2 separate regions of the Mus musculus genome follow, and region 2 is linked to region 1. A link is a loop called in an ENCODE intact Hi-C map of the cell type or tissue named here. Cell type or tissue: left cerebral cortex. All regions are shown on one strand. Each heading gives the region's core, and the rest is flanking DNA. Links, peaks and the distances in the headings are about the cores only.

What was found. Peaks named below come from ENCODE experiments on the same cell type or tissue, not always from the same donor. Only the 100,000 strongest peaks of a DNase experiment are listed, where the experiment ranks them.
Region 2: a loop joins it to region 1, with 2.0 times the contacts of the local background. A loop is called at or near these places in 16 of 42 quality-filtered maps.

What each region holds. Positions count from the first base shown.
Region 1 is chr13:81,360,015-81,375,312 of GRCm38, reverse strand. It overlaps Adgrv1 (adhesion G protein-coupled receptor V1), which reads left to right. Exons shown (of 90, transcript NM_054053.4): 83 at 1,031-1,131. Among named protein-coding and RNA genes, the nearest start is that of Gm32639, 260 kb to the right of the region's middle. In left cerebral cortex, for the core only: a CTCF peak has its summit at 5,503 (motif pointing right); a DNase peak (open chromatin) is centred at 5,563.
Region 2 is chr13:81,154,594-81,169,891 of GRCm38, reverse strand. Adgrv1 (adhesion G protein-coupled receptor V1) reads left to right here. Exons shown (of 90, transcript NM_054053.4): 87 at 14,616-14,737. Among named protein-coding and RNA genes, the nearest start is that of Gm32639, 59 kb to the right of the region's middle. In left cerebral cortex, for the core only: no CTCF peak of the experiment used is centred there; a DNase peak (open chromatin) is centred at 9,879.

The sequences.
Region 1 (15,298 bases), core at 4,198-6,697:
TTCAGAGAATATTTCAGAGAACCAAATGTTAAATTATTGCATCGTCTCTTGTTTGTCAAAACAACATTGATATTAAATGAGGTAATATATGAAAACCACATGAGTAAGTAAGTGGCATATGTGTGCCAATATTTATAAGGCTTCAGTGATTCCTACACAAAATAAACTGACCCACAAAAATGTGTGGTTAGAAGGCCTGTGAACAAATAAATAATTACTATTTATTAAACTACTATCTGAAAAATTTAAGGCAGAAAATATCCACAAATAATCTGCCTTCAAGGTCCAGTACCATGGGGCTGTAATTCTAGCACTTGGGAGGCTGAAGAAGAAGGATTGCAATTTCAAGACTATATTAGACACACAGGCTTAAAGATGATAATGCCAGCTACAGTTCAAATCTTTATCCTTACTTTCATTGTGGAAGAAAGAAAAAAAAAAGTTCTGGTTTTGACATGCAGCGACACAGCGTTGGCTGAAAGTTCATAGCGAGCTCTGCTGGAATCATCTATCTGCTCTGCTAGCTGAAGATGAGTAGCTAGGAACTTCAGGATTTGGAGGACCATTCACGGTTTTATGCTCAAAAAAGTTCTAGTCACCTTTTTAAATATTTCTATTTACCCAAACCTTTCATTCTTAAAAAACAGAGTTTAAATTAGGATGAAAGGCATTAAAAAAAAAAAAACCAAACAACAACAAAAAAAACAGTCAGGCTCACTTATAGCAACATAGAAAAATAAAGCGCTTATTAAAATTATTCATGCTGTTTATTTATGACTTCCCTTTTCCATGGCAGACAACATGTAAATAATTGGAAAATTAAAGTTTATCACTTGGGTTAACTGATGAATATGAAGAAGATATATTTCATGCAAAAATGGGATATGCTGAAATTCCAACATAATCGTTCCCAGAGCTCTGCGGTATAGGCTGGGCTTTTGTGCTTAACTCTCCCAGAGATTTTTTTTCTTCTGTACACATAATCTTTCTCGGATTATGAAAACTCACATGGGCTCTTTGGTTTCCACAGGTCTTTGCTTGGCTGTTGTTTCACACATGTTCTGTGCCCGACACTCCATGTTTGCAGCTAAGCTTCTGACTCACATGATGGTGGCCAGCTTAGGAACCCAGGTAGGAGACAGATGACACTCATGGTTCTTCAGGACACGGCTGTGTCTCCTTTTCTGTGATCCTTTCTTTGTTTGTTTGTTTGTTTGTTTGTTTGTTTGTTTGTTGAGACAGGGTTTCTCTGTGTAGCCCTGGCTGTCCTGGAATTCACTCTGTAGATCAGGTTGGCCTCGAACTCAGAAATCCGCCTGCCTCTGCCTCCCGAGTGCTGGGATTAAAGGCGTGAGCCACCACGCCCGGCTTCTGTGACCCTTGAACTGAATGTCCATACATAGTTTTTCACAACTTAGTTGAAATTAGCTTACTTGCTTTGCACTTGAGCAATTTGGAGAAGAAGAGGAGCATACAAAAATAATAATATCAGGCCCAATACATGTATTTGAAAAAACTACTTTTTGAGATTATAATTACATCATTGCTGTTTCATTTCTTGTGTCCAAACTTTTCCACCATACTGCTCCTTGCTCTCTGTCAAATTTGTGGCCTTTATTTTCAGTAATTGTTTTCAGACTGACCATTTGCTATTAGATAGCCAATTGCTGTGATCTTCTCTGCGAAGACTATTTCTTGTGTTCTCAGTGTGTGTGTGTGTTTGCATATGTATGTATGTGTTTGTGTATGTTTTTGTGTGTTGCGTCTGTGTGTGTATGTATGTGTATGTGTGTTTATTTGTGTTTTTTGTGTTTGTTTGTGTGTGTGTGTGTGTGTGTGTGTGTGTGTGTGTGTGTGTACATGCACAGGTACATAAATGCTGTGGCATGATTGTGGAGCTCAGAGTCTAGTTTCCCTCCATTGGTTCACTCTTATCACCCAGAGGGATCCAGGAGTCCAGCTCAGGTCATCAGGGCTGCATACAAAGCACTTGCCCACCTTATGAACTAGTTGGCTGATTTCTTCTTCTTGCTCTCCTTTTTAAATTGAAAATATTTTTCAGTGTACTTGTTTTCATGGTTTCCCTCCCTCATCTTTTCTGAGATCCCCCCCCCCCAATTCTCTACCCTTCCCACTAAATATCTTCTTTTTATCTCTTTAGAAAACAAACAAGCAATAAGTAAATGAAGGAATACATACATACATATATACATGTAAAAGAAAAGAAAAAGAGAAACACACATGAAACCCTTGATAACACAACCTTGGAAACATAACATACAAGCAAAAGACCAGTTGATAAAATACTGCTGAAGCAAAGCTACATCAGACGAAGACTCCACGTAGATACCATGAGATTTGTTCTGTGTTGGTCTTCTACTCCTGGTCATGGGCCTACCTTTAAGTGTGGTTTGTAGCCCAGTGAGACTCCAATGGAGCAGGCTAAGTTTTCCTTTTCATGCGTTTGTCAGTAGGAGGTGACTTCTGTCCCCTCCCCCATTAGGTGCTGGAAGCATCTCTGCTTAGGTCCAGGGCAGACACTGTTCTTTTGTACTTTCCATCGCTTTGGCACTAAACACCTTCCCATTTCCTCTTCTGCACAGCTCTCTCAGCCAGGGGTGGAGGTAGGTTGGGAAGTGGAGGAAGTGTCTAATGAGGACGTCACAGTTAAGACTCAGTGTTCCACAGTCTCTCACTCTGTACATTGTCTACGTCTGGAGGAGGCTTCTCTGAGGATGGCTGAGTTAGACAGAGATTTATGGGCAGAGCAGAATGTCATCAGGAGTCATTTTATTGCTGCATTCCCAGATAGATGGCATTTGGTTTTGATCTAGATCCACGGCCTATCTAGTCCCCGATTCACAGTCACCTGTGCAGTGTGCCATGCGTTCAGAGTGACTGGAGCTGCTTGTGTGCATGGACTCGACTTGTGTGACTCCTTCATTGCACAGAGTTTCTTATCAAGCACATGCGTCCTTTGTTGAAGTACTAGAGGGGCTGAAATGGAAAAGTATCAGAAACAATGGCACTCTGTTGTGGTTTTTCTGTTCCAGGAATGAAAGTGTCCTTTAAATTTCATAACCTGTTTTTCAGAGGAAAATTAAGGACTGTATTCCAGATTATGTGTTCAAAGTACATGCAAACTGTAGACAGTAGCAGCTGTTTCCAAAAGGGGCTTGCACTGAATTTGGCAAGGTAATTTACATTACCTTAGGATGCCGTCGTGACTGTCTGGTCTTGCCTCTGCTTCTTGTAGGTAACACAGCAAAGAACCTGCCTCCCATAATTGGACTTTATTCGACTGTATCCACCACTCTGGTGGGTTGTTTTGGCAGTGGCATTAATACAGATTTAATTATGGCATCATGTTATTATAGATAATTCCTCAGCATGCTAGCAGACAAATTTGCTCATGTCTGGGGATGAGAAAGAAAGACCAGAATCTATATGTTAGAATATTGGCTTCTGGTTCACATTATGCTTAACATGGATTTTAAGAAAAATGATTAGTCAGGTGTGTACATTCCCAGTGTATTTTTAGAGTAGACAAAACAATATGGCATAAAATCATGTAAGGGATGATTTATGGTTAAAAAAATGTTTCAATAGCTTATTTTTACCCAATGTAATGGTTTAGTTATTTCACGTCAGAAGCCATACAGTTGGTAGAGTTTCCATAGGAAATATTCAATCTATTTACCAACTGCCTGGATATTTAAAAATACTAACTTAAAGTGAATGTTCTTCTCACTTGACTAGACAAGAGATTTTTAAAGATATATTTTATTTTTTAGCTCAGAGAGACTAAAGCGGCAAAGTATAGGGTCTGTTTGGGTCTACACCGGATCCTCTGTGTATAAGTTATGGCCGTTAGCTTAGTGTTTTTGTGGGACCCTAAGAGTGGGAGTGAGTGTGTCTCTGACTCTTTGGTCTGCTCCTGGGACTCTTTTCTTTCTATTGGCTTTCCTTGTCTAGCCTTGATAGAGGGCTTTTGACTTGTCTTACTGCTTCTTCTTTTGTCCTGTTTGGCTGTTTGTTGTCTGCAGTTTGGCTGTTGGAGACTTCCTCTTTTCTGAAGGGAAATAGAGTGGGGGATGTAGCTGGGAAGAAGGGAGGTGGGGGAGGCTGGAAGGAGTGAAGGGAGGGAAAAACCGTAGTAAGGGTGTATTGTAGAAGAATTTATTTTCAATTAAAAGATTTAATTTTGTTACTATGTCTGTATGGGGAGTGGGGGATATGCACATGAACTGTATAATGTAGCAGAGAGATGGTGGCATTGCACTCCGAGGACCTGAATTCATAGCTGTGGTGAGTCACCCAGCTTGGGTACTGAGAACCACTCGGCTGCTCTTGCAAGGGCAGCAAATGCCCTTGAATACTGAGCTGCCTCTCCTGCTCCAAAGTGAGGACTTTCCAAAAATGTCAGATTCTCCAAAACGAGAAATGGAAATGTTTACAGGAACACTGGCTTTTATTTACATTGACCAAACTTTAAAGTACTTATAGTATGAGTTGTAGAATTGTGTTATTGGGACCATTACAGTTCCAGACATGGATCTCCTATTTTTGGATCCTGCATCTTTGCTGAGTAGACATTATTAGAGTTTAAATTGCCTGGAGAAATGAAAAAACAAACAAACAAACAAACAAACAAACAAACAAGGGTTTGGGACCGTGGTTCTTTTTAAGGAGTAAAATGTCTCCACTTACCTATAGGGGTGACTTGTGAATATGGGGAAGACAGGCATGCCAAGATCTTTCCTTATCAAGACTTAGTTGATTGTCATGTTTGTGTGTGTGTGTGTGTGCGCGCATGTGCATGCATGCATATGTGTGTACATATGTGTCACAGAGAGATGGCTCTTCTGTAGCACAGGGTGCCCTGGACTTGCTATGTAGCTGAGGATGACCTCAAACTTCTACTCTTTCTGTCTCCATGTACAGCATACTGAGATTAGGGACTTGCGTCATCAGACTGGTTTAGACTATTATTTAGAATTCAGTAAACGTTGGGCTGTTTATCACGCCGCAACATTCAGGAATGTCATTGTACAATGTCTGCTTTTCAGGAATGATCCAGATTGCACACAACTCCTAAAAGACTTCCCCTTAGTCTGAGCCCTGTGCCATTTTAACTTTGAGGATGTTGCTGAAAATTGAGCCCAGGGCCTTGTGCATGCTAGGCAAACACGACCACCTGAGCCGTATCTCATCCCTTCATTTTGAAGGAGTATGGTACAATGTATTTGTAAATCATATTGTCAGGGAAATGTGCCTAAGTTTGCTTGTTCTCTAATTTTAGAAACATATAGAATATTGTATTACTAATTCACTACATATTTTATTATATTTATATTCTGAATAGGAGGTGGATACAAAAGAATTAATAGATGGTTCTTGTATTGAAGTTAGATGGGTAGGGATGTAGTCAGAGGGGAAAATATGATCAATACACATTTTTGGAAAAAAAAAATTTAGAAAAAAAGTGGCATTGACTACAATATACCAGCAGGTGGCAGTATAGGATTTTTCCCCACCCAAAACCAAAGTTAGTCTTGCAGAGTTGGAGTAAGGTTAAAAACTGAAGGATCCTTTCAAAGATTTCTTTGGCCTAGCTACAGAGTGTATAGCATAGCAAAAAAACATTTGTGAGTCTCTAGCTATGTTTTTTTTTTTTGTTCTTGTATTCAAAATTGCAGCGAACAAATTTGCAAATTAACACCCGAAAGCTTGTATCTACCTGTCCTTGGTAGAAATACCTTGTCCCACCCATCAGTTACTTTTAAATGCAGGGGCCATAGACGGTCCACCACGACATTTATGCTAAATAGTAACCTGCCTACTATTAATATAGAAAATTGTGCTTATTGAAATATCACAGACTTTTTGAGAAAAGGTTTATATTTTTAGCAGTATATTTCCCTCAGTGTCAAGTTGTGTTTTTTCTCATTTATCTGCAAGGAAACGCTTAAGCAGCAAGGTGTGAGAGCACTCTCTTCCAATGTGGTGGGAAACATAGCCAACAGCCTTTCATGCTGTTGCCAGATATTCCTGGGGAAAACATCTACTTCTATCTTTGGAACTTTTATCTTAGAGTCACATTGCCCTGTGTGCCCTGAGCGGGCTGGTGGCAGGAGGGACAAAGGGCATCTTTGCCAGGCGGGGTTCTCAATTCCAGAGCTTCTGTCGGGAAAAGCAACTCCCCAAATCTAAAAAAAGAACAGAAAGATAACCATGTTTGCTCAGATTAATAAATCTTGCCAACAGGAAAACACTTGATTTCTGTTTCTTTTTGTCTATGGCTTAACTTCATCTTCTGAAACTGAATAAAGATATCTGTCCAGAGACCCTTCATGTGCATGGCTGTGGCACAAGCTCTGTGAAGCCTCTCTACTGACTCACCATGGTCTATGTGACTAGCTCAGAAGTTGAAACACTTACGTGGTTTTATTTGGTTTTTACCTTATTTTTGTCAGCTAATGGATGTGCATGGATTTTAACTTCATCTTTCTCTTCTTCATGAAGGCGGAAGAGAATTTTATGTTAACTCTTAGGACTATTATCTAGAATTCAGTAAAAGTTGGGCTGTTTATCACGCCGCAACATTCAGGAATGTCTTTGTACAATGTCTGTTTTTCAGGAATGATCCAGATTGCACACAACTCCTAAAAGACTTTCCCTTAGTCTGAGCCCTTGTCATTTTAACTTTAAGTATCTATCATCTTGGAGACTTTCTAAGGATCACTGCATGCAAGACTGAACCCAAAGCCATATATGACTCCAAAACCCTGTCTCCTTCCAGTAGGACAGGACTTAACTTCCCCAAGTATCTTGACCTGTGGCATTGAAACTGTTAAAATAGGAAAGACATGTCTAGGGCCCCAAATGCTATTAACTAAGAACTCTGTCTGCCTGTCTATCTATCAATCATCTATCTATCTAAGTATATACATACATATCTGTGTGTGTATGTATGTGTGTTCACATGTATGTATATATCTCTATCTACCATCTATCTATCTACTATCTATGTGTCTGTCTGTCTGCCTGTCTGTCTGTCTATCAATCATCATCATCATCATCAAGCTGTCTGTTACCTGTCTATTTCAGGTCAATTGAAGCAGAGCAAGATGAAGTGTTATAAATAGAGATAGTTTTCCTTTAGCTAGAACTTCTGGCTACTCATTAATCTGACTGGATCTTGTTCTCTTTACTTTTGCTAATTCAACAACAAAAAAAAGTTTCAAGAGTTTAAATAATAGAATCAAAATTAGATCTTGCTTTGAACTAGCAACTGGAGCAAGGGTTGTCTTTCAGAAGAATATTGTGACTACATGTTGTACAGATAGAAATAGATCAAACACTTCCCAACCTTCAGTGTAAGCCGTCTGCTCAAGTTCAGATGCTGAGCCGGTTATCAGAGGGCTGCCTGATCCTGTTTGTGGAGGGACTGGAACAGCCTGGAGTAACCTCCCCGTTCATGCCTCTGCCTGTGGCCACTGCTGCTGCCACTCATTAGTTCTAACTCTACGTGTCTGCATAAGGAAGTCAACTTAAGAAAACCCATTAGCTTTTCATTTTATTTAAGATTAAAAAAAGAAATAATTTTCTTTAAAATTGTTTTTAGCCATTTATTGTTTTGGGGGAAGGTCTCTAAGGTCAACTTTTTTTTTTCCATGAGTGTACATTTATAGCAAGCATGTGTGTGTGTGTGTGTGTGTGTGTGTGTGTGTGCGCGCGCGCGCGCGCGCGTGCACATGCGTGCATGCATGCATGTACACATGGAGGACTAAGGCTGATACCAGGAATCTTTTCTGATTCCCATTTCACAGTATTCAGTGAGGCAGGTCTCTCAGTCAGACTCAGAGAACTGACAGGGCAAGCAGCTCCCTCCCTCTGGGTATCCCTGTCTCTACCGTCGATGGTTGGAGTTATAGGTGACCTTCCTGACCAGATAGATTTGCCTGTGTTCAATATAGATTCTAATCTTGCTTGCATGGCAACTGATTTAACTGCTGAGCTACCCCTCCAGGCACTCATGTTACCCTTTTACTTTTAATAGATCCTAATTGAACTCGTATTTGTGAGTGCCATGTGACTCAGTGCATGTACATAATGTTTAATAATGACTAGACGAGTGTGAGCATCTTCCCTGTGCATCCTCAGATGCTCCTTTAGTAGGTAGAATGTATAGCAAAGTATTGCAGACTAGAGTTCTGTTATGATGCTATATCTCATTAGACCAAATCGCTCTGATCTTCCTGCATTCTGGGACCCGTTATTCAGCCTGTTCTTAACTTTCCTTTTCTACCCTTCTGCACTCTGATAACTATGTTTCTATTCTCTGCCTTTGTTTTGTTTTATTTTATTTTTTTATTAGATCTTTTTTTCATTTACATTTCAAATGCTATCCTGAAAGTCTCCTATACCCTCCCACCACCCTGCCCCCCAACCCACCCACTCTTGCTTCCTGGCCCTAGCATTCCCCTGTACTGGGGCATATAATCTTCCCAAGACCTAGGGCCTCTCTTTCCAATGATGGCAAACTAGGCCATCCTCTGCTACATATGCAGCTAGAGACACGAACTCTGGGGGTACTGGGTAGTTCATATTGTTGTTCCTCCTATAAGGTTGCAGATCCCTTTAGCTCCTTGGGTACTTTCTCTAGCTCCTTCATAGGGGGCCCTGTGTTCCATCCTACAGATGACTGTGAGCATCCACTTCTGTATTTGCTAGACACTGGCATAGCCTCACAAGACATAGCTATATCAGGGTCCTGTCAGCAAAATTTTGCTGGCATATGCAATAGTGTCTGGGTTTGGTGGTTATTTATGGGATGGAACCCCAGGTGGGGCAGTCTCTGGATGGTCATTCATTCTATCTCAGCTCCAAACTTTGCTTCTGTAACTCCTTCCATGGGTATTTTGTTCTCCATTCTAAGAAGGAATGAAGTATCCACACTTTGGTCTTCCTTTTTCTCGAGTTTCATGTGTTTTGCAAATTGTATCTTGAGTATTTCTGGGCTAATATCCACTTATCAGTGAGTGCATATCATGTGTGTGCTTTTGTGATTGTGTGACCCCACTTAGGATGATATCCTCCAGATCCATCCATTTGCCTAAGAATTACAAGAATTCATTGTGTTTAATTGCTGAGTAGTACTCCATTGTGGAAATGTACCACATTTTCTGAATCCATTCCTCTGTTGAGGGATATCTGGGTTCTTTCCAGCTTCTGGCTATTATAAATAAGGCTGCTATGAACATGGTGGAGCAAGTGTCCTTATTACAAGTTGGAACATCTTCGCGGTATATGCCCAGGAGAGTTATTGCTGGACTTTCCAGTAGTATTATGTTCAATTTTCTGAGGAACTTCCAAACTGATTTCCAGAGTGGTTGTACCAGCTTGCAATCCCACCAGCAATGGAGGAGCATTCCTCTTTCTCCACATCCTCGCCAGCATCTGCTGTCACCTGAATTTTTGATCTTAGCCATTCTGACTGGTATGAGGTGGAATCTCAGGGTTGTTTTGATTTGCATTTCCCTGATGATTAAGGATGTTGAACAGTTTTTCAGGGGCTTCACAGCCATTCAGTATTCCTCAGTTAAGAATTCTTTGTTTAGCTCTGTACCCCATTTTTAATGGGTTTATTTGATTTTCTGGAGTCCGGCTTCTTGAGTTCTTCGTATAATTGGATATTAGTCCCCTATCAGATTTAGGATTGGTAAAGATCCTTTCCCAATATGTTGGTGGCCTTTTGGTCTTATTGACAATGTCTTTTGCCGTACAGAAGCTTTGCAATTTTATGAGGTCCCATTTGTAGATTCTTGATCTTATAGCACAAGCTATTGGTGTTCTGTTCAGGAGTTTTTCCCCTGTGCCCATATCCTCAAGGCTCTCCCCGACTTTCTCCTCTATAAGTTTCAGTGTCTCTGGTTTTATGTGGAGGTCTTTGGTCCACTTAGACTTGAGCTTTGTACAAGGAGATAAGAATGGATCAATTCCCATTCTTCTACATGATAACTGCCAGTTGTGTCAGCACCATTTGTTGAAAATTATGTCTTTTTTTTTCCCATTGGATGATTTTAGCTCCCTTCTCAAAGATCAAGTGACCATAGGCATGCAGGTTCATTTCTGGGTCTTCAATTCTATTCCACTGATCTACCTGTCTGTCTTGTATCGGTACCATGTAGTTTTTATCACAATTGCTCTGTAGTATAGCTTGAGGTCAGGCATGGTGATTCCACCAGAAGTTCTTTAATTGTCGAGAATAGTTTCCGCTATCCTAGGTTTTTTGTTATTCCAGATGAAGTTGCAAATTGCTCTTTCTAATTCTGTTAAGAATTGAGTTGGAATTTTGATGGGGATTGCATTGAATCTGTAGATTGCTTTCAGAAAGATGGCCATTTTTCTATATTAATCCTGACAATCCATGAGCATGGGAGATCTTTCCAACTTCTGAGATCTTCTTTGATTTTCTTCAGAGACTTGAAGTTCTTACCTTACAGATCTTTCACTTGCTCATTTAGAGTCACATCAAGGTATTTTATATTATTTGTGACTGTTGTGAAGGGTGTTGTTTCCATAAATTCTTTCTCAGCCTGTTTATTCTTTGTGTAGAGGAAGGCCACTTATTTCTTTGAATTAATTTTATAACCACCTACTTTGCTGAAGTTGTTTATCAGGTTTAAGAGTTCTCTAGTGGAATTTTTGGGGTCACTTAAATATACTATCATATCATCTAAAATAGTGATATTTTTGACCTCTTCCTTTCCAATTTACATCCCTTTGATCTCCATTTGTTGTCTGATTGCTCTGGCTAGGACTTCAAGTAATATATTGAATAGGTAGCGAGAAAGTGGGCAACCTTGTCTACTCCCTGGGATTACTTCAAGTTTCTCTCCATTTAGATTGATGTTAGCTACTGGTTTGCTGTATATTGCTTTTATTATATTTAGGTATGGCCTTGAATTACTGATCTTTCTAAGACTTTTATCATGAAGGGGTGTTGGATTTTTCATATGCTTTCTCAGGATCTAATGAGATGATCATATGTTTTTTTCTTTGAGTTTGTTTATATAGTGAATTATGGTTATGGATTTCCAGATATGAACCATTCCTGCATCCCTGGAATGAAGCTTACTTGATCATGATTGACGATTGCTTTGATATGTAATTGGATTCCATTTTCTAGAATTTTATTGAGTATTTTTGTGTCCATATTCATAAGAGAAATGGTCTGAAGTTCTCTTTCTTTGTTGGGTCTTTGTTTGATTTAGGTATTAGAATAATTGTGGCTTCATAGAACAAATTGTGTAGAGTACCTTCTGTTTCTATTTTGTTGAATAGTTTAAGGAGTATTGGTATTAAGTCTTCTTTGAAGGTCTGAAAGAACTCTGCACTAAACCCATCTGTTCCTGGGCTTTTTATAGTTGGGACCCGTTTTTTTTTTTGGTTGTTGTTTTTTTTTTTAATTTTGTTTTTGTTTTGTTTTCTTTTTGTTTTGTTCTTTTTTCTGAGACAGGATTTTTCTGTGTAGCCCTCGCTGTCCTGATCATTCTCTAGACCAGACTGGTCTTGAACTCAGAAATCCTCCTGCCTCCCCCGTAAGTGCTGCGATTAAAGGCATGTGCCACCACCGCCTGGCATTGGTTGGGAAACTATTAATAACAGTTTCTATTTCTTTAGGAGAAATTGGACTGTTTAGATCATTTATCTGATCCTGGTTTAACTTTGGTACCTGGTATCTATCTAGAAAATTGTCCATTTCATCCAGATTTTTCAGTTTTGTTGAGTATAGGCTTTTGTAGTAGGATCTGATGATTTTTTTTATTTCCTCAGTTATGTTGTTATGCTTCACTTTTCATTTCTGATTTTGTTAATTAGGATACTGTCTCCATGCCCTCTACTTAGTCAAGCTAAGGGTTTATCTGTTTTGTTGATTTTCTCAAAGAACCAGCTCCTGGTTTTGTTGATTCTTTGTATAGTTCTTTTTGTTTCCAGTTGGTTGATTTCAACTCTGAGTTTGATTATTTCCTGCTGTCTACTCCTCTTGGGTGAATTTCCTTCTTTTTGTTCTAGAGCTTTCAGATGTGCTGTGAAGCTATTAGTGTATACACTCTACACTTTCTTTTTGGAGTCACTCAGAGTTATGAATTTTCCTCTTAGGAATGCTTTCATCGTGTCCCATAAGTTTGGGTATGTTGTCACTTCATTTTCATTAAACTCTAAAAAGTCTTTAATTTCTGTCGTTATTTCTTCCTTGACCAAGTTATCATTAAGTAGAGTGTTGTTCAGCTGCCACATGTATGTGGACTTTCTATTGTTTATTTTGTTATTGAAGATCAGCCTTAGTCCATGGTGATCTGATAGAATGCATCTGATTATTTCAATCTTCTTGTATCTGTTGAGGCCTGTTTTGTGACTGATTATATGGTCAGTTTTGGAGAAGGTACCATGAAGTCCTGAGAAGAAGGTATATCCTTTTGTTTTAGGATAAAATGTTGTATAGATACCTGTTAAATTCATTTGTTTCATAACTTCTGTTAGTTTCACTGTGTCTCTGTTTAGTTTCTGTTTCCATGATCTGTCCATTGATGAGAGTGGGATCCCACTATTATTGTGTTTGGTGCAATGTGTGCTTAGAACCTTAGTAATGTTTCTTTTATGAATGTGGATGCCCTTGCACTTGGAGCATAGATGTTCAGAATTGAGAGTTCATTTTGGTAGATTTTACCTTTGATGAGTATGAAGTGTCCCTTCTTATATTTTTTGATAACTTTAGAAAGTTGATTTTATTTGATACTAGAATGGCTACTTCAGCTTGTTTCTTGGGACTATTTGCTTGGAAAATTGTTTTCCATGCTTTTACTTTGAGGTCGTGTCTGTCTTTGTCACTGAGGTGGGTTTCCTGTATACAGCAAAATGTTGGGTCCTAGTTAGGGAACCAATCTGGTATTCTATGTCTTTTTATTGGGGAAATGAGCCCATTGATATTAAGAGATATTGAGGAAAAATAATTGTTGCTTCCTGTTTTTTGTTACTGTTGTTGTTGTTGTTGTTAGAGTTCTAATTATGTTCATGCAGTTATCTTCTTTTAGGTTTGTTGAAAGATTACTTTCTTGTTTTCTCTAGGGTTTAGTTTCCCTCCTTGTATTGGAGTTTTCTCTTTACTATGCTTTGAAGGGCTGGATTTGTGGAAAGATATTTTGTAAATTTGGTTTTGTCATTGAATACCTTGGTTTCTCCATCTATGGTAATTGAGAGTTTTGTTGGGCATAGTAGCCTGAGCTGGCATTTGTGTTCTCTTAGGGTCTGTATGGCATCTGCCCAGGATCTTCTGGCTTTCATTGTCTCTGGTGAGAAGTCTGGTGTAATTCTGTCAGGTCTGCCTTTATATGTTACTTGACCCTTTTCCCTTACTGATTTTAATATTCTTTCTTTGTTTTGTTCATTTTGTGTTTTTACTATTATGTTATAGGAGAAATTTTTTTCTGGTCTAAACTCTTTGGAGTTCTGTAGGCATCTTCTATGTTCATGGGAATCTCTTCCTTTATGTTAGGGAAGTTTTCTTCTATAATTTTGTTGAAGGTATTTACTGGCCCTTTAAGTTGGAAATCTTCACTCTTTTCTATACCTATTATCCTTAGGTTTGCCTTTTGTCATCTGGCAATCTCTCATGTTAGATGTTCTTTCTCTCTCTGCCATGAGCTTGTTCCTCCTGTGGGCCTGTAAGCCTGTGTCAGTACTTCTTCGAGAGTATCGCTCTCCTTGCTAGACTTGTGCACAGAGGGCTGTGGAACAGCCCCACCTCCTGGGTACAGATGAAGGCAGGAAGCACCCTGTTCCAGCTGCTCTGCTACTTCTGCAGCCTGTGTGCTCCTGGCTGGGCCTGCTTTAGATAGTCATGGGAGAGAAAATGGCAATGTCTCCTGAGTTCCAGGGTCAGAGCACTTCCTGGAGACAAGCTCTCCTCTGGCAGGAATGGTGCACAGAGCAACTTCTTCCTTCTTCTTCCTTCTTCCTTCTTCCTTGTTCTTCCTCCCGTGTTCCCTGCCTGAGACCCTAAGCCCAGGACCTCCAGATACATCTATTTCTTTTTCCCAGCTATAGGCTATAGGCGTTTTTATTAACCAGTCAGTGATAACTTGGAGGTTTAGGTTTACACACAGAAGCTGGTATAGTGAGGACTTGCTCTGTTGGAGAAACTAGGTCTTGGGATACAGTATTTAGTATTTGAATACATAGCAGCACCAGACCAACTCTCTCCATAGCTTTACAAGGTCCTAAAGAGGAATCCTACCTTACTGTCATTGGTTGGAGACTTAGCCAATAGTGATGGAAATGAAGAGTTCAAAGGAATAAAAACTGATAAAAGTCATCTTGTTTGCATTGTGGAAGTTTGATTTCCTGCTTCTTTAAACCAATAATAAGAATACACAGTAGATTTTATCTAATTTAATAAACTTTATTGTAATAATTACTAAATAGTATATAAGATAATGACATAAGATAGGTATAGTGTTATTTTCATGTGTCAGATTTTAATTCCATGTCAGGACCACATGGTGGTAACAGAACTGGGATTTGATCACAGCTGCTACTCTGAAATGGTGCCTCAGAAAAGAGATCGTCAACAAATTTATCACTAAAGAAGGAAGATAACATAAGGTGGGCATGGACGGGTCATTTCCTTTTAATGGCATAGAAAAAGTTGGATGGTTTATTAACTGGAAATGAGCATAGTTTGGAGTTTTGTGGCCTTAATGGTTCCATAGTACATTCAAGCTGATAGATAAGCTATTTCTTGTATCAATGTCTTGATGCTGTCCTGTAAAACCTATGAGGATTCTGTGAGCTATAAATGCCTTTAGAGGGTATTGCTTCTAGAGGTGGTGAATACTGTTATCATTCCTACATTACAGACTGGAAAATAAGGCTTAACAAGTAGAAGATTACTTTCCTGCCTGTAACATCTGAAGAGTGTTGAAGAAAATGGAATTTCTATCAAAGTCTGTGTGGCTAGAAAACCCAGATTTTTGATTCCATGTTTCATGGAGTAAATAAGGTCATCTGAGTAATTAGAATATAAAGAATATTTTGAAACCAAGGAAGGAAAGGATAGCTCTGCTGTGAGAGATTATTCCTCAGGTTCAACAAAAACAATGTACCTGGAAACCTATGCAAAATGTGTGAAGTAGAAAACATTAAAGAGTAAATGGGTTGCAAAGGCATCAAAATGGCTGTCATACCAAATGGGAGAGATCTGACTGTGTCCTCGGGGAATGAGCACTGGAGC
Region 2 (15,298 bases), core at 8,325-10,824, 210 kb after region 1:
CCAGTACACCCTGCTAATGGCTCTTCCTTGAGATGGAATTCCAAAGCATGTATGTTCTCTAGGGACTGCTTCTAATATCCATGTCAGGGTAGCCAGGAATTTTAGAGTTTGCCAACTCCATCCCTGCTCTGTCCCCACTTACCGGCACACACATCTTCGTGTGCATTTAGGATGGATACTCTTCATTTTCCCTCCAATGGCTTATCCTCAGGAAGTGTGAGAAAGTCTCACGTCGTCATCTGCCTCGATCAGTTCTTCTGATCTCAATATTATTTCTCATGCTTTTCATTCTTGTTGTTTTTGCACTTAGGAGAACTGTGTAATTTCTTTCACTCTCTAGTCATAGCCACTCAGATCACTGGTAATCAGAAGTGAATCAACAGAACCTTGAAGGTTTCTGAAATTCTGCTCTCATGAGTCTATAGCCACACTGAATTAGAATCTTTGGTGATGGTTTCCCATCTGCCGTTGCTTTTAGATGTGTGGTACCCTACAGTTCTGTGTCTGCACTGTGTCTCTGCCCCTCCACTTACACTGTGGGAGGTGCTCTCCTGGTACTCCTTTGCCTTGGGCCTTTCCAGTCATTTACTTAGACTGCTGCCATTGTGGGTGGGGGGCTGCTCTTGCTTCCTCTCATCAGCCTGTTTACTTTCCTGGGAGATAAAGCTCTCTTTCAGTCATGGGTACCTCGTTTTTTGTTTGTTTGTTTTTTGTTTGTTTGTTTGTTTGTTTGTTTGTTTGTTTGTTTCAGAAATGTGAAAGGGCTCTCTCTATGTGATGGACTATCATTCTGCATAGCTGGTCCATTGCTATGAGATTCTTCTCATTACTCACTTCTGTGAGCTTTTAATGGTAGCCAAAAGGAACAACCTACTCAGACTTAGAAATGTGCCTTTCACCTTTTATATGCTATTCTTATTCCTCTAACCTCAATATTGACTTGTTTGCCTGCCTTCAAGGCCAAGACAATAAGCTCCAGTCTTCATCTTCATGAATGCATTCCTAACTCTACTGGAGCCAAGGACCTGTGGGTACATATTCACATAAAAGTATACATACACACAGACACACACAGACACACACACACACATACACACACACACACACATAAAAGTACACATACACACAGCCACACAGAGACGGACAGACTGCCACACAAAGACAGACAGACAAAGAGACAGACAGACAGACACAGAGAGAGAGAGAGAGAGAACACATCTTTGAGAATAAACCAAACAATATCATCTACCTTACTGCTCTAGTACTACATCCCTGTGAACTATTCTAGCCATGACTTGAAATTCACATGAATATTCAAGAGTATGGAGGAAAGAGATGCTGGAATTAAATCTTAAAAAAAAACCAAAAAACAAAATAAGCAAACAAACAAACAAAAAAACACCTCAAAAGATTACATATAACATTGACATACAGAGAAAGAAAAATGTAATAATCTACTATTAGATACAGGTTACTGTGTTTAAATTATTTACTCAATAGCACACAAAAAATTGTCAAAACAAGTATTTATTAGGGTTTTTTTTTGTTCTTTTTGTTATGGTTGTGCAAGTTGGTTAGTATTGGGTTTTTTATGTGTATTTTGCCTGAATGTATGTCTGTGCACGACGTGCATGCCTTGTGCCTGTGAAAGTCGGAAGAGCACACAGGATCCACATGGACTAAGATTATGGGTGGTGGTTAGCTATCATGTGGATGCTAGAATCAAACCTGGATCTTCTAGAAGGATCCAGTAAACCATATCGCCCACCCCAAGGTTTTTTGTTGTTGTTTTTGGTTTGTTTGTTTGTTTGTTTGTTTTTCTATTTTGAGATAGGTCTTGATCCTTGCTGTCCTGGAACACACTATGTAGACCAGAATGGCTAGAAACTTATAGAGATCTTCCTGTCTGTGACTCTCAGATGCTGAGATTAAAGGCATGTACCACCATGCCCAGTGATTTACGACTTTGTTTTGCTTTAATTGAATCCTTCCCATTAAATCATATGCATGGGGTTTGACTTCGGAGGATCTTTCTCAACACAATTGGTTCCCCAGTTTTATTCTCTGAGATTGCTAATAAGAATGAGCAATACGGAATTAGTTCATTCCTTTCGTATAAAAATCCCTGCCCCACCTGTGTATATTGTGCTGTTGGACAATGGCAAGTGTTTATGTAACACAGATACCAGATTGCTTTGTGGTCAGCTGTACATTCCTGAGAACAGTTCTGTATGTGGGTGTGATGTTCATTTTCTGCATTTACAGACATAGTCATTTAACAAGAGAGCATAATCCACCCACACCTTTTGAGCAATGCAGCATTATTTCTAAGGAGAGGCAATCCCCTTGTAATCTAATAGCAAACGGAAGACGAAATGTAATCAATCACACTAAAAAAGAAACAAGGCAGGGGTACAGCGGTGAGCTCCTTCAGTCCCAACGCTCAGGTAGAGGCAGGCAGATCCCTGTGGTAAAGCAGTAAAAGTTTAAAAAGAAGTAAAATTTAAAATTGTGTTTTCTATTAGGATGGCTAAAGTACAAAGTTAAAGGAGCAATGAGTTTGGAGGTAAGCTACCATCCATCCAGTCTGAGGCTCTATCAGAAAATGGTTCTAGGGACTGGCGTATGTGACAACCCACAAACATATTTTCTTGAGCACACAGAGTCATCATTGGTGTTAATGATTATGAGATGTTTTGTTATTTGAGTCAAGACTCTGGCACTGAATTTAAGCCTGTTCAATCCTAATGGCTGTTCTCTGATGTGTACTCAAATCATGGGTCACATTTAACAAGTTATTAGTAGCTGCTACTACTAGTTACTAGTAGTTAATAGTAACCTATTTTCTAAATAATATAAGGCCATCTAGTAGGATTCAAAATGGCAATAGAGTCATTTCTGGTGCTCTGATAGCTGTGTGGAAGGAACTATTACCCTGTGCCCCAGCACATTTTTAAAGGAGTGTCACAGCTCTTTACCTCTGAGAAACTGCTAACAATATTACAAAGCCAGGCTAAGCTTGTCTTTGACTATTGCTTCACCGGTTCCATGCTTGTTTTAGAACTCTGATGTCTAAGAGCATTTGCCACTTTCATTTGGTAAAGCATCCTTCAAAAATGTCTCCGTCAGCTGTTAACGCAAATGCTATTCCCTTGTCCATGATTCCAAGAAAGTTGAGCAGCACAGGAAGACAACCGTGAATTTCACCTTTCCTTAAGAGTCACAGTCATAACCAACACCCCCATCACCACACAGCAGGGCATTAGCTGGCAACTCTAAAGTATGTGGTTCAAATAGAATTACTCTAATAACAGTTTTTGCAAGGTTGATGTGGGTCTGTCTCATATAACTTGGTTATTCTCCTTAGATTCAAAATTATAGCCTGCAAATTGAAAATTATATATAGCTCTTGCAAGGCAAGACCATAATTCTAGGCTTTCACCACTTCTTTTCGGTCCATATAAATCACACCCAAAGCAGGCTTGACAGTGAGCTGTCTTTTAACATCCTTGCGAGCCAAGTCTGCCATTAGCCAAGTCCTGATGCTTAAATTCTCCGTAGACCTTAAGATACTGGGGAATAGACTCACATTCCTTCAACCCTGCAAAATACACTCTCAGCTAGTATTGACTTCTGTCCTGTGGTCCAGGACCTCACCTGCACAGTTCCTCCAATGCCATCCTTCACACCTCTATAAGGATCAGCTCCCTATATTTGAAGGTGCTACGTATAGGCTATGCTATGGATATGATCACTCAGGCTTCCTTTGCCCATGACTGTGGATCATAAGCCACTGATAAGTCTCATTATCAGTATATTTTAAGTGGCATGGAATGGACAGAATGGGATGGTGGCATGACACAGCATAGAATGTATTGAGTGTGAGAAAATAAGCTAGTATTAATGCAGCTATTCTCTCTAGAATTTGCAGTTCACTAATACATTGCTTTCTATGATTTGTGATTGATACAGAGTTTCACCTTCAGGAATTCAGGACAGATCTGACTCCTTCAGAGGTATTCAAATTGGTATACGACTATGGTAATCTTGAATAAAATCGACTGGTTCTGGAAGTAGTCAATGATGGTCACCCCTTTTCTCTCTGTCTTTCCCCAGTTCCATAAAAATTAAGTAATTGGGCTGGCAAGATGGTTTAAGAGGTAAAGGTTCTTGATGCTAAGCCTGAAGACTGAGTTCGGTCTCCAGATTATCCTCTTATTTCACATGGACATGGAAGCATTCAGCTACCTACCCCCAAAATAAATATGTGTAATTTAAATTTAACAAAGCAATCACAGAGATCTGTCGTTGGGGGAAGTCACTGGCAGGCAGCCTCGCCTGCAACCCACAACCATCATTTTTCTACCTTGCCTTCTCTGCACCTTAAAGCCCTCATCACTTTTCCTCTCCTTTCCTTATCCTGAGTGTGTGTGTGTGTGTGTGTGTGTGTGTGTGTGTGTGTGTGTGTGTGTGCGTCTTCTTTTGTCTTTAGGTAGAAGGTGAAGGAAATAAATAGTGGGCAGGGAAACTTAGCTACCAGTTCTCTTTTAACTGCAGCAAAGCTATTTCTACAGAGATGTGAACTAAAATTGGACTCTTACTTATTAATTTACCTATATTTGAGTCCCTTCCTTCGTAAGGAAGGTGCAAGACTATGCACTTGAGAGTGTTTTCATGGACTTTGTACAGAAAAGAATATCACTAGATACAACTATATTTAGATTTTCTGTAGAAAAAGAACTAATAGGTAGTATACATGCATTGATAAATGAAAGATAAGTATGTAGGTAGATAAATGATGAATAAATAGATGATATGTAGATAGATGACAGAAAATAGAGAGATGGCAGATAGATGACTGGAAGACATGAAGATAGACATCTCCAGGGAAAGTGATATAATGTAAAGTGCTAACTTCTTTGATTATGAAGACTGGGAAGTCTCAAAATCAGCACCTACAATCGGAGAGTCTAGATGCCTGTGGTGTTGGTCGAGGACATAAGAATAAAGGATGGGAATTCTGGTCTGATTCTGAAGGTTTGAGAGCCAAGAGCACAGTGAACAGGAAAGACCTATGTACCAGACCACACGGTCAGGCCGAGAAAAGGTACAGCTCTACCCTTTCCTATACCTTTGTGTTCTGTGTAGGCCCTTAGTGAGTTGGTTGATGACCACTCACATCGAGGAAGGCTATCTTCTTTATCCAAAATTCAAATGTCCATCTTTTTCTGAAACATCCTAAAAGACACACCCAAAAGTTAAAGCAGTTATTAAGTCTCTTATCAAGTTAACAAATAAAATCAAGACTTGCATAACTTACATAATAATTTCGTGCTTATAAATGCTATGAAGTTTGAAAAATAAATTCATAAAGAGGAAGAGAGTGTAGAAAAGAAGCTGCTAAATGTTTAGATATTTTTAAATATTTTAAAAGACATAATGATGTTTTAATGAATTCTTTAAGGATTTTGTACAATGAACTATTGATCATACTCATTCACCTTTTTTTTACTCTCCCTAGACCTACCCTGACTCCCCTACCATTCCTCAATTTTTTGTCTTCTTTTTATTTATTTTTATAATTCATCAACTATAATTTGTCCTACTGATATATCCTGGTTATAGGACCATCCACTAGACTGTGGTCAACCACCAGCAACTATACCCTTAAAGAAAACTGACTTTCTTTTCCCAAGAGCCATACATTTTCTACAGTTCTTCATTTATCAGTGGAATCTCAAAATGCAAGCGCACACACACACACACACACACACACACACACACACAGAGAGAGAGAGAGAGAGAGAGAGAGAGAGAGAGAGAGAGAGAGAGAGAGAGAGAGAAATGTGGACTAGCTTGATATTGTGCACATCTTGTGCAGGTCATGGGCAGAATGGTTGCTCCATTCTTCCCTGACCTCAGGCTATTAGAATATTTTTGCCTCCCCCTACCACTAAGGACCGTGAGCCTTGGGGTAGAATATATATGTGTGTGTGTGTGTGTGTGTGTGTGTGTGTTTGTGTGTGTGTGTTTATATGTGGTATATATATGAATATATGTATATGTGGAATTCTCAGTTACAAATGGGGTATATATATATATATGTGTGTGTGTGTGTGTGTGTGTGTGTATACAATAGTATATATATGTGTATGTGTGTATATACTATATATGTGTGTGCCTCATTTGTAACTGAGAATTCCACAGATACTTTGTAATTTGATCAATTTCTTTCTTTATTAACCACCATCCACACTGTACAAAGAAGATGCACTGATGAGGTCTAAGTGCACTGATCTATATGTATAGAGATAGGAATTTAGAAAGCCCTTTGAGCCTACATCTACTTAACAGAACAGTAATCTGTCTATTGTAGGCCTCTGGGCTCCCCAACCATGGGTTATGTGGGTTTGGCCAGACTTATGATGCTGTGCACGCGTGGGTTTCCTCTTGAGGAGCAGACTTGAAGTAGTTGTTTACACCGTAAGATTCATGCCACTACTGCACCCTTGGCCTTTTGTTGCTACAAGAACCTATTTTTAAAGGGGTTGGACAGAACATTTTCAGTCACAGTTTGAATGTGGTAGAGCTTCTTCAAAACACTTAAGATCTTGTTGCAGAAGCACTGAAATGAGAAGGGCGTTCTAATATTAGAACCATGTTTAGGACGTGTGATCAGAGATTGGGGAAACAAGCTGACCAAATGTGGTGAAAGTTGTTTCTATAAATAAAAGCACACCCATGAGTGCTTTTTTAAAAATGTATTCCACATATTGGCCTAATGCTGATTGACCAGTTCTGAGACATAAATGTCTTGCATTTTTAAATAGGCCCATATGCTTCCAGGTATATTTGAAAACATTGGTGAGTGCTTGTGTGTTGTAGAATCAGTGTTAAAACAGGGTAAGAAGTCCACGTGCACACTATAATCTCACCAAAAAGTAAATCAGAAACCAGAAGCATCCTTGTAACCAAATAGCTATTAATTTCAGATTGGGAACCAGGCTTTTGAAACAAGACCTTTTGATACCTTTTTTTCACCCACAATTTACCTATTTTTCTAATTGAAAATTAGTGCCCTGGCAGAGATAACCCCATAGCTATCTTAACTCCCCACCGTTTGATCACCATGCTTCTTGTTCTGGACTGATGAGTCTGTTTTAGTAGCATATTCCTAACTAAAACTCTGGAGGTCAGTGAGGTAAGACTGAAACAAGTACTTTAGAAGCCTGGAAACACGTGATAAACTTCAGCCTCATGAATGAGGTGTTATTTTTATAATGAGGTCATAACTGTTGTCACTGCATGCATAATGGGTGAATTTCAAAAAAAAAAAGTTATGAAAGCAATAGGCTTTCTCCACAAACCACAATTCACTGAAATTACACACATCCTCACCACAACCCAAAACAAACAAAAAATATAAAGAAAGGAAGGAAGAAAGAAAGAAAGAAAGAAAGAAAGGCAGAAAGAAAGAAAGAAAGAAAGGAAGAAAGAAAGAAAGGAAGAAAGAAAAGACAGACATGGGATGCGGCCCATCAGCACTGCCGTGAAGAACGGACTTTCCAGGGACAGCAGCTCTAACACAAACACAACTCTTCCTGCCACTGTGTACAAGTAATTTCTTCCAAGAAACTTTAAAATACTTTGTGTATCACATTAGTATCTTTTGATTTCTTTTTCTTGTAAAACTGCTTCTATTCTTCGGAAATTTCATACATGAGTGCATTGTCTTTAGGTCCTATCCATCACCTCTCCCCACATTCAACTTCTCCTGGATCCTTACAACCCAAGTCCTTAACTTTATATATATATATTACACACATATATTATACATATGTGTTTATTTATAAGCATGTGATGTATATGTGTATATATGTATATATATGTGTCCTCACTTAAGCTTTCTCCCTTTATTCTCTTGGAATTTTCATTCCTCCAATGTAGAACTTTATCTTCATACGTACTTGATTTAACAGTCTTCCCCCTTTTGTAATAATATGCACATCACAGTGTTTTTAATATCCACGTAATTATCATTAAGCATCATTAACTATACAGTTAATTATCACCAGCTGCCACCATGCTATATAACCATCAGTGCTATTAAAATATCCTGAAACTTTTAATTGTCCCAAACAGAAACTCTGTGTCTACTGCAGGGTAGCTCCTTGCTATAGCCCTCCTGGTTCCTGGTAACCTCCCTTCTCTTTTCTGTCTCAGTGATTTGCTTACTACCTGGATGTCAGGGAAATTATTTATCCTTTTGTGTTCATATTATTTCACTCAGCCAAACATTTTACAAAAGGTTCATGTATACTGTAGTGCATAGCAGAATCCCATTCTTTTGTAACCTAGGGTACCTTTGTCTTAACAAAAATACCAGACAAAAAAATGTCATACCTGACAAACATCAACACTTACTTCTTGGGGTTCACAGTGAGAAGTCCCAGACGGTGCTGCCAATGGTCTGGTGTTTGGTAAGGGCCCCACATTGGTTCACAAATAATGGCATCCTCACGGTCTTCACGTGGTGAAAGGAGCAAGGCAGCTTCCTAAAGCCTCGTTGATATATTCTCATCCTTTTCATGACTCCCTGTGAATGCACTGGGTGATATCACAACACACCTAAGTATGTTTGTTTATGGTTAGGGGACATTTGGCTGTTTCAATTGGTTATTGTTACTGACACTCTGTGAACATCGATGTACAAGCAAAGGTTTCTGTCCCCTACTTTCACTTCTTTGGGATAAAGCTAGAGCTGAAATGTGTGGGTCCTGTGGTAATCCTCTGTTTACCTCTTAAGGGCCCAACATATGCTTCCATAGCAACTCCTCATTCCATTCCCATCAGTGGTGCTCACCTGCTCTAGGGTTCCTCTCACTTTCCCCCTTCACTTTCCACTCACAGCTTTCTGATTTCTCCAGAGTAGCTGCCATAGTGAGTATGAAGGATAGTTTTTTTTTTGTAGCCTTGGTTTTTCTCTCTGTGGCTAGTTATGTTGAAATCTTTTGAAATGTTTATCATACATTTGCTTATTTCCTTTAGAGAAACATCTTTCCCAGTCATTCCCACTTTGGAATTGGACTGTTTGGAGACTTTCCTTTGGTTGTTGAGTTGTGGAAATTCTTTGTATCTTGTGCATAACATTGTGTTTTCATAGATTTTCTTGTCCCGTGGACAGAAAAATGTTGTGCTAAGGTCCGTTTTTATTGAGGATATTGAAATCACTCTGTTTGATGCTAACAAAGCCATCTCTCAATATAAGTTATCTCTAATATTACCGTTAAGTGTCTTCTTTGATAAGCATGGCATATAGGCAAGAGATAAGTTCCTGGTCATTTATTATATGCAAAAACCCAGCTTGGTAATTATGAAACTGAAGTTATTTCCATTAAGTGAATGATAACATCCAGCTTACCAAATTAAATTCATGGTAGCATGGTAGCCATTTATCAACATTCTTCTTAACGTCCATCCTCGTTCTCTATTCTCCTTTTGCTGAGTTCCAAAGAATTTAAAACGTACCTCCTCAGATGTACATTAGCAAGAAAGCTGTTAGACTTGAGGTTAAGTACCTCTTGCTTGGGTAGTCTCTTTCTAAGATGCTGTAACTCAATTAAAGACTTGCAATTGTTGCTAAAGAAGTGCCCCCTCCTCCAGTTTTATAGGCTTCAAACCTACAAAATTCAGATGTGCCTCTGGATGTTTCTCCCATCTGAAACCATCTTTTAATTACTGGATGCTTCTCTGCTGGAAATCCAGCTTTGGGTCTGCTGCTAAGTGCAGAGTTATTTACGACAGGCTTTCTTGTGGAGTTTGTACTCTGGAGTGCCAGACTACCACACTTCGTACAGATGGGAATAGGCTGTGAGTCCTTCTGGGCAGCAGGCCCAGCATGCTCTGTTGGCTTTTGCACTAACTACATAGTGCTTGCTTAGCTCTAGGCACTTGGAAGAACATGTCAACAAAATTCTGGAGCTGTACATCCAAATTGTGCAAATAAAATTATGCATGCCCTTTCATGCTCCACAAAGAGCCATGAATGGATATTTGTGTTTGTACAGTGGAAGCAATGAGTGCCATTTGTAGAAATGATGATGAATATTTGAAGCAGCTTCCCAGTCTCACCAGGGCCTTCTGACCCTTTAACTGAGTATGATTTAATTGGGGGAAATTTGGGGGGGTGGGGTTTGAGACAGGGTTTCTCTGTGTAGCTCTGGTTATCCTGGAACTCACTCTGTAGAGCAGGCTCGCCTTGAAATCAGAAATCCACCTGCCTCTGCCTCCCAAGTGCTGGGATTAAAGGCATGTGCCACCACTGCCAGGCAGGAATTTTTTTTTTTATTAAAGTTTAAATCTGACCATATTTTCCCTTGTTTAGTTGCAAGACATTAATAAAAAAAGAATCATCAATATACATAAACCTATTTTATATTATCTAATTTTTCCTGTGAAATTATAATAACTTATGATTTTCTAACAGTGTATCTGAGCAAGATATCAACACAGCCTCCTACTAAGGCATTATATATATATATATATATGATTTTTCTTCCTCTTGCCACTTCTCTTTCTCATTTTCTTCTTTTCTTTTTTCTTTTCTTTTCTCTCCCTCAACAATTCTATCCCAAAGCCACTACTTGGTTTAGAGCAAGGTATGCATGTACCAAACGGTACACAACATTGAACTCAGTCACTGCTATGATCATTTCAGTGGGTAGTAGGGTGCAACATAGAATCCAAAGTGAGTTTAGAAGTGAGTGGGTAAGGATGATAACATTAGAAACTAGGATCAATACAGGTAAGTACATGGGACAGCTAAGTATATTGAGAGTAATGGGGAATGGACCGTTCAATGACAGAGTACACAGTCACAAAATGTGGACAGGGAAGAAGCAGATGTAATGTTTGTGGTGTTGGCAAGTAGAAGTATTGACATAAATCAGGAAATCTCATGACTTAGAGAGATAGGCACCTATAGTTGTCAGTCCTACCAGTGCCACACACTCTACTGTGTCATTTCTCTATAGTAAAATTAAGTCTTGTAATGAACAATTCACGAATTTTAAATTACACATCATGTTGAGTAGCAATTACAGCTTGTGCCATAATGTTCTGTGCAGACTGAGACACAATCATCATATTGTCCAGTGTGTCTACACTGTACATATATCCATAGTGTGTGTACATCCACCCTGTGTACATCCAAACTGCATACATCCACACTGTGTTGCAGGAAATATTTAAAAAATTAGATCTTCTAAACTATCAATGGCTACTCTCGGCCCTGGCAACCCCACACTGTATGTACATTCACAATGTACATGTATCCATACTCTATATGAATCTACACTGTATGTATATCCACACTGTACATATATCCACACTATGTATAATAAACCGCCTGTTTATTAGCCACTTAAGAAGCTATCAGTCAGCTTTCAGGCTGACTGCTCAAGTATCTTGGGTACAGATAACACTTAATGGTAGCCCCAGAAGAGCAAGAATAGTGAAGCTGGCAATGTTAATATGCCAAATAGAAGCCATCAAGTGAAAAGGCAAATATTGTCAACATTATCATAAGCAGGTGACATAAAAAACAGGATACAGTAAACATTTTCAGATATATATATATATATATAAGAACCTGTAGAAGCAATATCATTGAATCATGAAATTAATCTTAAATTACCCTCTACCAAGAGAAAACCTTCACAATCAACAAATATCTTGTATAACAAGAAATTACATTAAACTTGAGAGTCAGTGCATATGCTATTGGGAGCAGGTATGTGTGTGTGTGACAGTTGTTGGCTATTGAGACCCCTTAGGTGTACCAAAAGCAAGTGACTATGTCTACCTGTATGTCATACAGATCATGACATTCAAATTCTCTCCTAAAAGAACCTGGTACCAGAGTAGAGAATGTCTGAAACATCTTGGGCAAGTGTCAATAGAATTGTAGAGAAAGGAAAAGACATGGAAGCCACAAGTAAGGACTCCAGCTATGGGCAACTGAGCATCAAAATAAAATGAATATTAATGAATAATAGTCTTCTAAATGTAGTAGGAATGTCTCAGTCCAAATTATAAAAGTGACTAAACATTTGATAGTGAAAAAAGATATTTATATAGTCTCTAAGGTGTGCCACACAAGACACTTGTTATTTACAAAGGTTTTCCACAGTTAAGAAGGCTAATTTTAATGGAAAATCTAAGTAACCCCATAGCCAAGTGATGAGAGTGAGTATCTTCATTAGCAGGACAAGCTGAGTTCCTAGGTTAAAATATCCATTATCATTTGTGATGTCTACATTTACATCCCAAATGTCAACATGAAAAAAAAATCAAATAAACTCAAATTTTACAGTACTTGTTCTAGTTTCATCCCTGTTCCTATGATAAAATGCCCTAACTAAAGCAACTGCAAGGGAGAAAGAGGTTTTTTGTTTGTTTGTTTGGTTGGTTGGTTTTTGTTTTTTGTTTTTCTCACAGTTAGTTCAAGAGAAAAGAAATCAAGGTGGCTGGAACATATGACAGCTGGTCACCTCACAGCCACATGTATACACTTGTTTGCCTGTGTTCAGTTTGATTTTCCTACTCTTATACAATCCAGGTTCCTTGCCTAGGGAATTGAACCACCAAGAGTGGACTGGGTCTTCTTCACATCAATTAACATTAGCAATCAAGGCAATCCCAGTAGATATGTACACAGGGCAACCCAATATCAATGATCTCTCACTAACAATCTCTTCCCCAGGTGATTCTAAATTGAGTCAAGCTGAAATGTAAAGCTAGCCAGCACAGTACTCTACAAGAAAAACTGCCTGTAATAAATCAAGATGTCAGAGTCAAAGATCTCAACCATTTGGGTTCAAAGGAATACAGAGATGCCAACGATGCAACACTGGCTCTCACTGGACAGAGGAAATTGTTAGAATAACTGAATGGTGTTTGTGAGATCGCTCAGTGTGTAAAAGTGTTTGTCATGCAGGCATGATGGACTGAGTTTGAAACCCAGAACCCACTGTGAAAGGACAAAATCAATTCCTGAAAGTTGTCCTCTGGCTTACACACATGCTGTGGCATGCAGTTGCCCTCACTCAGGCACACAAGCAAAATGCATGCATACATATACACATACATACATACTATATTCAATACATATGTACATACATACATACAAACATACACATACATCCTACATACCATACATATATAATACATACATACATACATACACACAAAAAATTCATTCACACACAAATAATAAATTAAAATTTAAAAATAATAACCAAACGGAACTTGAGGGTGTTTCTGTGTTGCTTTCTTCATTTTTGAAACTGTCTATAAAAGAAAATATCTTTGTAGAAAATACAAAATGTAGTATTTACAGAGTAAAGAAGATGCAGTTGACAACTTCCAGATAAATTTTTAAGACCACAAAGTCCTGTAGCCATACCGACATTACATCTAATGTGCATGTTTGCAGTTGTTTCAGAGCAAAATAAAAAATTTTAATTGCTGAAGTCGTATTTAACTATTCAAATCCCCAGAGTGTGTGAGGATTTTTAAGTGCTGTTCATGGATGATCAGGACTGCCCTGGGGGTTCCTGTGCTAGTCTATCCCCATGCATTTCAATATCATGAAAATATATTTATGTATGGCTGCTTTACGACTTCATTCATTTTCTAAAGTACACGTAGATTGTGGTATCACTATTAAAATCTCTTCTGTAAAGACATCTGAAAACTCTAATAACACTCCCTCACTAAATCAGAGACAAGTGGAAATGACCATGGTCCTGTGACCCAGAATCACTGTTAGAGAAGCTGAAGAGAGAGATAGCTCTGTGGTTGAGAGCACTGCTGCCCTTTCAGGGGACCCGGGTTCAATTCCCAGCATACACCAGTTGACTCACCACTGTCTGTAACTCCAGTTTCAAAGCATCTGACACCCTCTTCTGGCTTCAGCAGGTCATACAAAACATGCAGGCAAACACACATACACAAAAAAATAATAAAAATCAATTTATAGCTCCAGTGGCACAATGGACCCATTGTGCAGGGTACTTAGTATGGAAACCATCAGGACAACTGCACAAGAGCATGATGGGTAGAAAACACGTCCCCTGATGGCAACTGAGTCAGTCACTTCATCTCCACTTGGAACAGTCACAATACATTTTGTTATCTTCTCAAGGAAATAAAAGCTGAGTATCACACAAAGAACTTTAAATGTCATGATTTTAATGCCATGTTGGAGTATGCTTACTGGAGAGCACAGGGCTACCTCAAGAAATTTGGGAATCTTTGTGTTTGTTCCTGTTACTTCCCACACAGTCCAGCAGGTGGTAGCCTAGGCAGGGACAAATGTCTTCCTTCTCCTTCCCCAAGTGGCAAGCAGACCCATTTGAAAACCTGGAACTGTGGCTCTGCACAATGCCTTCCCTCCTCCACACAAGAAAAGGAAGGATTTCAAAGGTTGTTTCCTGGATGGGTATTAGGGTATAGACCATCTTCCCTGAGAAGGAGACCAAACTAATACTGTGTTTACATGTGATTAATCATGCGATATTCTGAACATATTTCCTTGTCTTTGTGATTTTCAGAAATTCCTCTGATTTTATATCTCTTCGCCCTGATTTCTATGACGTGGCTTTGGGGAGGACTGCATATGGCCTACAGACACTTCTGGATGTTGGTTCTCTTTGTCATTTTCAATAGTCTGCAGGTAAGCCAAGCCTTACAGGCAATACACATTTAATGAATGCAAAGCACCAAGTGTCAATGTTCAAAACGTAAGAGTCTACATAAAGTTGAGTTTGTGTGCACAATGGCATACAACATTTTAGAGTAATATGGTAGGAGTTAAATATTTAACATTTGAATGTGGCAGAAATTACAACTTTCTTATCATGTACACATAAAAATGGAAAGTATTTACTAGTTTATTTTCAGCAATATTGAGTAACTGCAAAACTGTGTTTCTTTATGGATAGTTTTTAATCAGACGGTAACGATGGAGAAATAATCCAAATACATGGGGCATGTGTATCTACACATTAGTTCAATTGAACAGTGAATTGATGGTTAAGCAATTTCCTCTTAATGTTTAGATATAAGAAAATTTCAGTGACTAAAAGTTATATTTGACCCCTACTCAAGTCCAATAATGGCAAGTTTAAATTAATTTTAAAAATACGTTTAAGTTTTATAACTGAGGGCTATAGCTATAGCAAAAAAAATGAAAACTGACTTTCAGAGCTTTTGTGAAATGGGAAGATGTTGCATT